2 separate regions of the Mus musculus genome follow, and region 1 is linked to region 2. Evidence: chromatin contacts called from ENCODE POLR2A ChIA-PET data. All regions are on one chromosome and are shown on one strand. Each heading gives the region's core, a stretch centred on a gene start or an enhancer-like site at or near the end of the contact. The rest is flanking DNA. Distances are from core to core; before and after follow the strand shown. Region 1 holds the start of Fam32a (family with sequence similarity 32, member A). Region 2 holds the start of Tpm4 (tropomyosin 4).

Region 1 (4,073 bases), core at 1,052-3,551, 84 kb after region 2:
CCAGTTCCAGGGCATCCAACACCCTGTTTTGGCCTCCTTGGGTATCAGGCATACACATGGTGCACTTAGATACACGCAAGCAAAACACTCATACACAACATATATATGTTTTATATATAAAACCATAGAACACACGCACAGAGACACTCTTAAAGCCAGAAAGAAAGTCTTTATTGTTGGCCAGAGGCTGCCTGGTGAACTTCCCATGTTGTGCATCCCCAAGGCTCACAGTTCTTTGTATTTAATGCACAAAAATCACGTCCTGGTTGAGATACTTTAGTTAGCAATAATAGCAAGAAGCAGAAGTGAAAGGCAAGGTTAGTATATTTAGGGACTTTCCTGGATTCTGGAACTATGGACTAGATTTTTGATGGATTAGATCTTTGTTCCCATTTTTGCAGGTTTTGGTCCTGGGTTTTAAGGTCAGAATGGTGCTCTCAATGTGGTTCTGGAGTCTGATTTTATATATATTTAGCCATGGAAGCTAGGGTGGTTCCCAAGCTATGGTCCAGCTAGAGTCCGACAATTCAATAATTGTTTACTCCACAATGCTAAATGTCTTGGCTGGTCTTCAGTATATGCTGGAATCCCAAAGAAGCAGGCTCTAATGTCAGTGAAAGTACAGAATGCACTATAAAAAGCTAGGGCAAACATGCATCAGCTGCCAGAAAAAAGTGTGTCCCAAATTAAAAGTGGATTTTTCCATCTCAAATGATCTGGATTAAAATTGGATCTTCCCATTTTAAATGATTTACTTAGAAAAAAATCAACACTTTTATTGAGTTTTATTTAATTCAAGATGTAGTCAAGCTGTAAACCAAGAATAGCCATCAGATATAGAATAATAAGTGAGCCTGGTGTAGTGGCTCAGGCTTAACATCCAGAACTAAGGGAGTCACAAGCTTCGGGGCTGTGTAAGGAGAGCCTCGCACACAGAGAGAGCCTCTCACAGAACAGCAGTAGGGGCCTGATTCCCTGGACACACAGTGGAAGGAGCAAAGCAGCTCCCACAGTTGTGCTCTGACCTCTACTTGCTCTACACAGCACACAAATAAATAAATGTAACCTCCCCACTCCCCAAAATTGCTATAGAAAAAAAAAAATCCCAGCACATCTGTGATCCCAGTAGTTGGGAAGTAAGGTTGCTGGGCATGGTGGCACGCACCTTTAAACTCAGCCCTTGGGAGGCAGAGGCAGGTGGATATCCCTGAATTCACAACAGCATAGCCTACATAAGGAGTACAAGGACAGCCAAGGCTACACAGTGAGACCCTGTCTCAAAACAAACAAACAACCAAAAAGACAGTTTAATCATCTGCTACATAGCAAGCCTGTCCTCTATAAAACATCAACAAGACAAGCTAGGGCAGTGGCACACACCTGCAGTTCCAGTTTTCTGCATGCTCAGTCAGAACTGCAGCAAGCTAGAGGTCAGAGCAGTCTACACAGCAAATTCCACGTTTATCAGACTCATTTAGTGTCATGACACTTCTGCCCTCAAACTCACAGAAAAATAATTGTGACCATTGAGATGACTCAGCAGACAAAGGATCTTCGTCTATAAATATGACCACATCAGTCTGATTCCCAGGAACCCACAGCATAAGGCCTGAGAGTACTGCAAAGTGTCCTCTGTACTCCACGTGTGCTCTGGCACGTGTGTACACACACTCACATACACGTATACAGGTAACTAACTTTTAATGTAATTTTAAAGATTTATTCTTTCTTTTTTTTTTTAAGATTTATTTATTATTATATGTAAGTACATTGTAGCTGTCTTCAGACACACCAGAAGAGGGAGTCAGATCTTGTTACGGATGGTTGTGAGCCACCATGTGGTTGCTGGGATTTGAACTCTGGACCTTCGGAAGAGCAGTCGGGTGCTCTTACCCACTGAGCCATCTCACCAGCCCCAGATTTATTCTTTCTTATTACTTATTTCGAGACACAGTCTTTAGTTCTGGCTGACCTGAAGTCACTACATAAAACACGCTGAATCCAGAGATCCAGAGATCCTCCTGTCTCTGTCTCTGGAGTTCTGGGTAATTGTAATTTTCTAAATTGGAAAAAAAGTAATTAAGTAAATAATGCCACAAAGCAAAAGTGGATGCCCATAAAGTCAGAAATGGACGCCCAAATACGAAGTGTGTCTTTAGGCGAGCTATGTTGTTGGACAGTTGCCAAGACTACCCGAGACCGGAAGTGTGCACTTACTCTGAACCCTGAGGACGCGTGCGTCCTAGCTGACCAATCAGAAGGAAGCGAGGAGGGTTTCGGCCGGAAGTACTGTATGCAAACAGGAAGTGTGGCGGAGTTCCCGGGGCACGGCTTGCGAGCGCTATGGAGGCCTACGAGCAAGTCCAGAAGGGCCCCCTGAAGCTGAAAGGCGTGGCAGAGCTCGGCGTGACAAAGCGGTGAGGCCCGGGAGCCCGCGGTCTGTCCCTGAGGGCCGACCCCCAGCTCCGGCCCCTCTTACCGTCCCCCTCTCTCTCAGGAAGAAGAAGAAGAAAGACAAAGACAAGGCCAAGATGCTGGAGGCCATGGGGACGAGCAAGAAGAGCGAGGAGGAGAAAAGGCGCTGCCTGGACAAGCGCACGCCGGCGCAGGCAGCCTTCGAAAAGATGCAGGAGAAGCGGGTGAGGCAGGGGCAGAACAGGCCGGCTCCAACTGCCCGTGTAGCCCAGGCCTTCTCCCAACTCCTGGTAGCCTGGTAGCCCTGCCTAAAGTGGTCTTCTTGTGAACTGGGAAGACAGATGTCATCAGCTCTTAATGCTAGCCAAGTTCATTGTTCTTAAGTTACCACAAAGTCTGTTTCCATGACAACTCGCTTTCCTAGCTTCAAATGTACTTTTGTTATTTGAAGGTTGTGTGTGTGTGTGGATGGAACCCAGGCTCTTCTGTAACTCTCTATGTAGGCTGCAGTTGGCCCTGAACTACTGCCTCAGCTTTTTAGTTCCTGGAGAGGCTAGCATGGCCCACAAGGCCATACTAGTTATTTTGGGTGTTTGTTTGTTTGTTTAGTTTGCTTTGAGACAGGTTTCTTTATGTAGCCTTGGTTGTCCTGGCACTATCTCTGTAGACTTGAACTTCTAGGATGCAGTGTTACAATGTGATATCCCTGTTGAGAAAACCCAGGAAGGCACCTTCTCCATCTAACAAAGGGCATCAATTATGTATTGGAACTCCCACAGAGTTTCTGGGATGTGTGGGTCACCTTGCTGTCTCCCAGCCAATTGTGTTCTCTGGTCTGGTATAGCCTGTACTTCAGTGGAGTGTTTTGTTTTGTTTTTTTGCCTCTGCAATTGAATAACGACATGGGCTGGCTGGCTACGGTCTTGTGGCCCTTCTGGGCACCCTAATTGGACAACTTGATACAAACTAGAGTCCCCTAGGGTCTGCCACCCCTTCCTGCTGTCGTTGGTAGCTCTGGTCCTGAGTGGAAGACTTTATTTATTATGTATGCAGTGTTCTGCCTGCATATATGCCTGCAAACCAGAAGAGGGCACCAGGCCTCATTATAGATGGTTGTGAGCCACCATGTGGGCTGGGACTTGAACTCAGGACCTCTAAGAGAGCAGTCAGTGCTCTTAACCTCTGAGCCATCTCTCCAGCCCTGGGTGGAAGACCGTTGGAAATTTTTATTTATGTGTATGAGTGTGTTGTCTTCTTGTGCTGTGCTGCCAGAGGGGGAGCCGAAGGCAATGCAGCTTGGACTGTTGGAGCACACGCTCAGGCATGGTGCCTCCTCAGGCTCCTTTGGGGTACTATGAGACCTGTAGTGGGGTATGTGAGATAGGCTGGGTAGAGATGGGGGTACTGCCAACCTGGTTCACTGGTATAGCCTGTCTTCTACAGGACTTCAACGGACACCTGTACACACTCACTGACCACTGTGACATTCCCATAGGGTGTAGTAGGTGTGGAAGGGTGTCATTACAGAAAATTGTGAGCCACCATTTAGTGCTGGCTCTGAGCTGAACTCAAGATCTTTAGCCCCCAGTGTTTGGGTTTTGAACCATGTAACAGCAAAGGAAAACTGAGTGTGAAGCATGCTCACTTCCATTTATCTC
Region 2 (4,418 bases), core at 1,279-3,778:
TCTACAGGTCCAGAAGGAAGACAAATGGGTGAAGGCCAGTCTTGGTCTTTGAGGTGTCTTTAAGGGAACTGACTGACTCTCTTAGTCAAAGACAGCTACCTGCCCTAAAGTGTTCAAAGTTCACCAGATCAAGGTATTCATAGGGAAACTAAGGCCAGAAAAGTGACGGGGGGGGGGGTTACATATCTGGGGCTGGGAGCAAGACTCCAGGCTCTCTGTCTAGAGGTCAAGGCCCTCCCTTTAGCCTGAAGTGCTAGGAATGATATGATGGGCCCAGTCACATCCATCATAGTGGCAGACTGGGACCAGGTCCAGAGTGGCCTTGGAGATGTCAGATAAGCCAGCTGGAACAGCTGTCTGCTGGCTCATCTAAGCCTGGTTCTACCATCTAGAGGGTGGGCTCTAACTCCTATCCACTAAAGAGTGTCTGCCTTGTGCCTGCTTCCCATCAGCCCAGAGCCTCAGGACTTCCCAGGTGGCACCTCTGACAAGCTCTCCCTGTGGGAGGAAAGAAAACAACTTTAATCCAGGGTCAAGAGGCAAAGGCAGCAGATGTCTGTGAATTTAGAGCCATCCTGATCTATACAGTGAGAAGCAGTGTCAAGAAAAAGAGGGGGAGCAGAAGTGGACACTTGCATGTTCTCACACACACACACACACACGCACACGCACACACACCCGCCCCACACACACACTCACAAGTGTGCAGACACACATATATAGCTGGTTATCATCGTAATACTTACTGTCCACAGAGATCTGAGTATTGGTGTGAGCATGGAGTCCCTATCAAATTTATTTTAAGAACTGGGGGGTTGGGGGAAGTGGTGAGTGGACGGGTGTTAATCTACAGAAAGGCAACCACCCTCAGTGTTTCCTGCTGAGGAAGGACAGGAAGCTTGGCCTGGAGTACTGGGGGGTGGAGGGGAGTCCTGCTCTAGACCACATACAGCATCAGGGATAGAAGGAGATACAGAGATCCTGTGGAGTTGACACAAGAGTGACCCTAGCAGCTAGGAGGTGTCACATGGCTGAGTGGTTCTCAGAGAGGTTGATGGGATGCCTAAAACAGGAATTGTGGGGGACAGACTCTCAGAACAAACAGCACTAGATTCTGGGGAAGGTTAAAGGACACATTAATTAAAACAGATGCATGCCAGGCGGTGGTGGCACACGCCTTTAATCCCAGCACTTGGGAGGCAGAGGCAGGCGGATTTCCGAGTTCGAGGCCAGCCTGGTCTACAGAGTTCCAGGACAGCCAGGGCTACACAGAGAAACCCTGTCTCAAAAACAAAAACAAAAACAAACAAACAAAAAAACAGATGCCTAACAAATGTGCAAAAGTTAGAGGAGTGAAAATTTGATCTTAGAGGGGAATTGGTCCCTGAGAGTGGGTCTCTTCCAGGACAGACCTGAAAGCCAGGTGTGGGAGCCAGATTGGAGTGGGAGCAGGATGTGGGGCTCTTGAGGGTAAGTTTCTCAGCAGGGGAAAGGGCTTGCACACTGGTCAGAAAGTTTCTGCCTACAAAACTGGGAGTTTCTATAGGCTCCACTTTGCTTAAACAGAGATCACCTGAGAGCTGCATTCAGAAAGTGAGAATGCAAAATCCAATTTGTAGTGTTTCAAACTAAAGCTATGACTTCCTCAAGAGAGTGGGGACTCTTATGAGTCCAAGAATGGCCAGTCCTTAGGTCAAGAGTAAAATCCCTCTGTATTCAGTAATGCACACTTACCGCTCTGTGTATGTGGAGGGAGTATTTTATATTTTATGTGAGGGTGTTTTGCATGCATGCATGCCTATGCTAAGGGGTCATGGAAGCAGAGAATGTTGGCTCCCCTGGAACAGGAGCTGGGAATCAACCTGAGTCCTCTGTACAAGACCTTGTCTATATACACTTTTTACTTTCACAAACTTGTGTCCTCTGAATGAGACCTTCTTTATATAAACCTTTTACTTTCTACATTAATGTGGGCGCATGTGTGAGATTAATGGACTCTGGGCATTAGGCTTGGTGGCAAGCACCTCTACCCATGGAGCCATCTCATCAGCTCATAAAGACTTTGTTCATTTGCAGGGCCTTAAACTCCCAGTCCTTCTGCCTCAGCCTCCCAAACTCCGGGCAATGGACCATTAGGCTGACTCATTATCTTCTGTGTCCCCAGGTGAAAGAGCAGCTGACGTAGTTCCAGAAGAAACTGAAATGCGTGGAGGACGAACTGGACAGGCACTCCGAGGACCTGACAGACTTAAAGAAGACTCTAAAGCAGACGGAGAATAAAGGCTCCCAGGTAAGTGCGCGGCCGCTGGGCCAGGCGGGGCGGGCAGTGAGGGAGGACGAGGAGCCCACAGGGCAAAGGCGGCTAGCTGCACCGACGTCAGCCACCCCCTCCCACCCACCCCCCGCCCGGTGCTGACGTCGCGGCCGGCCCGGGTGACCTCATGGGCCTGACAGCAGGGCCGGGGGGCGGGGAGAGGCGGGGGCGGCCCCGGCGTGGCCAAGGCTGGCGGGCCCGGGCGCGGCCGCCCAGCTGTCGCCGGAGCCCAGCAGAACGATTGAGCTATGGCCGGCCTCAACTCACTGGAGGCAGTGAAGCGCAAGATCCAGGCCCTGCAGCAGCAGGCAGACGACGCAGAGGATCGCGCGCAAGGCCTGCAGCGCGAACTGGATGGCGAGCGCGAGCGGCGCGAGAAAGTGAGAGACCAGGACCCGCGCCGTCCGCGACCCCCGCCCGATCCCACTTTTCGTCCCGCGCGCTTCCGGGCCCGCAGTGCTCCCTGGCGCCCTCTTTTCTTCCCAGCTCCGCATGCTTCTAGCTCCCCCTTCCTCCGTCTCCCCTCCGCCTTGATCATCCATACCCTTGGATCCTGGAGCCCCGTACGCTGGCGGGGCAGGAACTGGGAGGTTGCGGGGGGGACAGTCCTGCGCGGGGCACTCCGGAGTAGTGGGGCAAATACCGCGCTCCCATTGTCTGCGGCTGACCAAGGTGGGGGCGGGGGCGGTGCGCGCTTTTGCTTCTTCGCGCCCGAACTTTCCCGGCACGTCCTTAGGGTGCGGCCGCGACACGTCCGCTGAGGGCGGGGTGGGGACAGGAGAATTTGGACGCTGGCCTGCAGGACACCCACCACCACCACCATCACCCTGTGTCCCCCTAGCCCCAGGTAATATCCACTAGGGGGCCTGCCCGACGCCGGAGCGCCCACTGTATGCGCCTTCCCTGAGAGTTCAGGGACCGGGGTGCATGAATAGTTCGGAAAGAGGAAAGGCCTCCGCGCCTCCTCTTCATCCCTGGGTCAAGCCCGGGGCCAGAGATGGGTCTGGGTTCTAAGCCCAGCTCTGGCACCCACAAAGCGTTCGATTCGTGTCTCCCAAAAGTCTGCTACAGGTGGGTAGAAAGAAAAGACTAGGGAGAGGCATTCCAGACGTTTCCGGGGCAAGGAGAGCCCCTTGCCTGAGTAGTAGGGCGGTGTTTGCTAGCGAAGGAGACTCACAGACAAGGGAAGAAGTGTTGTGTGATTGCCCAGGTCTCCTGAAGCCGTAGTGTGGGAACTCAGGGCGGGGACCCTAGAAACTGAAAGGCTAGGTGGAGTTGGCAGTGCAGGTACCGCCTGGACTCCTCCCAAGACTGCCTGGGCGACAGCCTGGCCTGGGTAGAAGCCTTGAATCCCTCAAGGACCGCTCGGGCTGGAGAAAGCCTCAGAACCGGGCGGAAGCTCTGCACAGTAGCTGTTACGGCTTCTCATACGCCCGTCCCACCCTAGACATCTCCAAAATGGCCTCGAGACTCCAGCCAAGCCAGGAATTTGGCGGCCCAAGGGTGGAGTGCGGGGGATGCCTTTTGGAAAACTCTGAGCTGCTTTAAAAGTTCATGTGGGAAAGCATGCTTCTTTTGGTTGTAGAAAGACATCTCAAGTTGATTCCGGGCCAGAAACACCCAGACTAGAAATGGGGTTGGGGTGTGTGTAGCTGATTTCTGGGCTTGTGTCCCAACAGCTGGTTTCATTTAGATTTTTGTGTGATTAACCGACGTCTTCCTGTTGCTTGGCCACAAGTATCTAGCAAGCCTCTTTTACCTTATAAGGGAAACCCTTTGTAGCCGGTGGAAGGCTTTGATTGCAGGAAGGGGCGGAGCTCAAGATGACTTAGGATGTGTGTGTGTGTGTGTGTGTGTGTGTGTGTGAATGAATGCATGGATGTGAACTAGAGCTCTTTCTGTTTTAAACAGTTGAAAATATGCCAAGATCAAAGTGTGCCTCTTCAGTCTAAGTTCTTTTCCTTTTCTTTGAGACAACTCATGAATGTGGAAACTCAATGTGACTGTGAAAGTGATTACTATGTTGGGTGTGGCCTTGAGCCCCCTGCAGCCCAGGCTACTTAGAGGCTGTGGGGTTGTCATTGAATGGTGGGATACTTGCTTA

What was found. ChIA-PET counts read pairs that join two places held with the same protein, here RNA polymerase II (POLR2A).
Region 1: POLR2A ChIA-PET joins it to region 2 with 26 read pairs in Patski. The contact joins the promoter of Fam32a here to the promoter of Tpm4 in region 2. POLR2A ChIA-PET finds 5 or more read pairs at or near these places in 2 of 5 experiments (Patski and embryonic stem cell).

Annotation. Positions count from the first base shown.
Region 1 is chr8:72,217,444-72,221,516 of GRCm38, forward strand. It overlaps Fam32a (family with sequence similarity 32, member A), which reads left to right and starts at 2,302. Exons shown (of 4, transcript NM_026455.5): 1 at 2,302-2,417; 2 at 2,498-2,639. The coding sequence starts at 2,344.
Region 2 is chr8:72,132,760-72,137,177 of GRCm38, forward strand. Tpm4 (tropomyosin 4) reads left to right here and starts at 2,529. Exons shown (of 8, transcript NM_001001491.2): 1 at 2,529-2,694. The coding sequence starts at 2,563.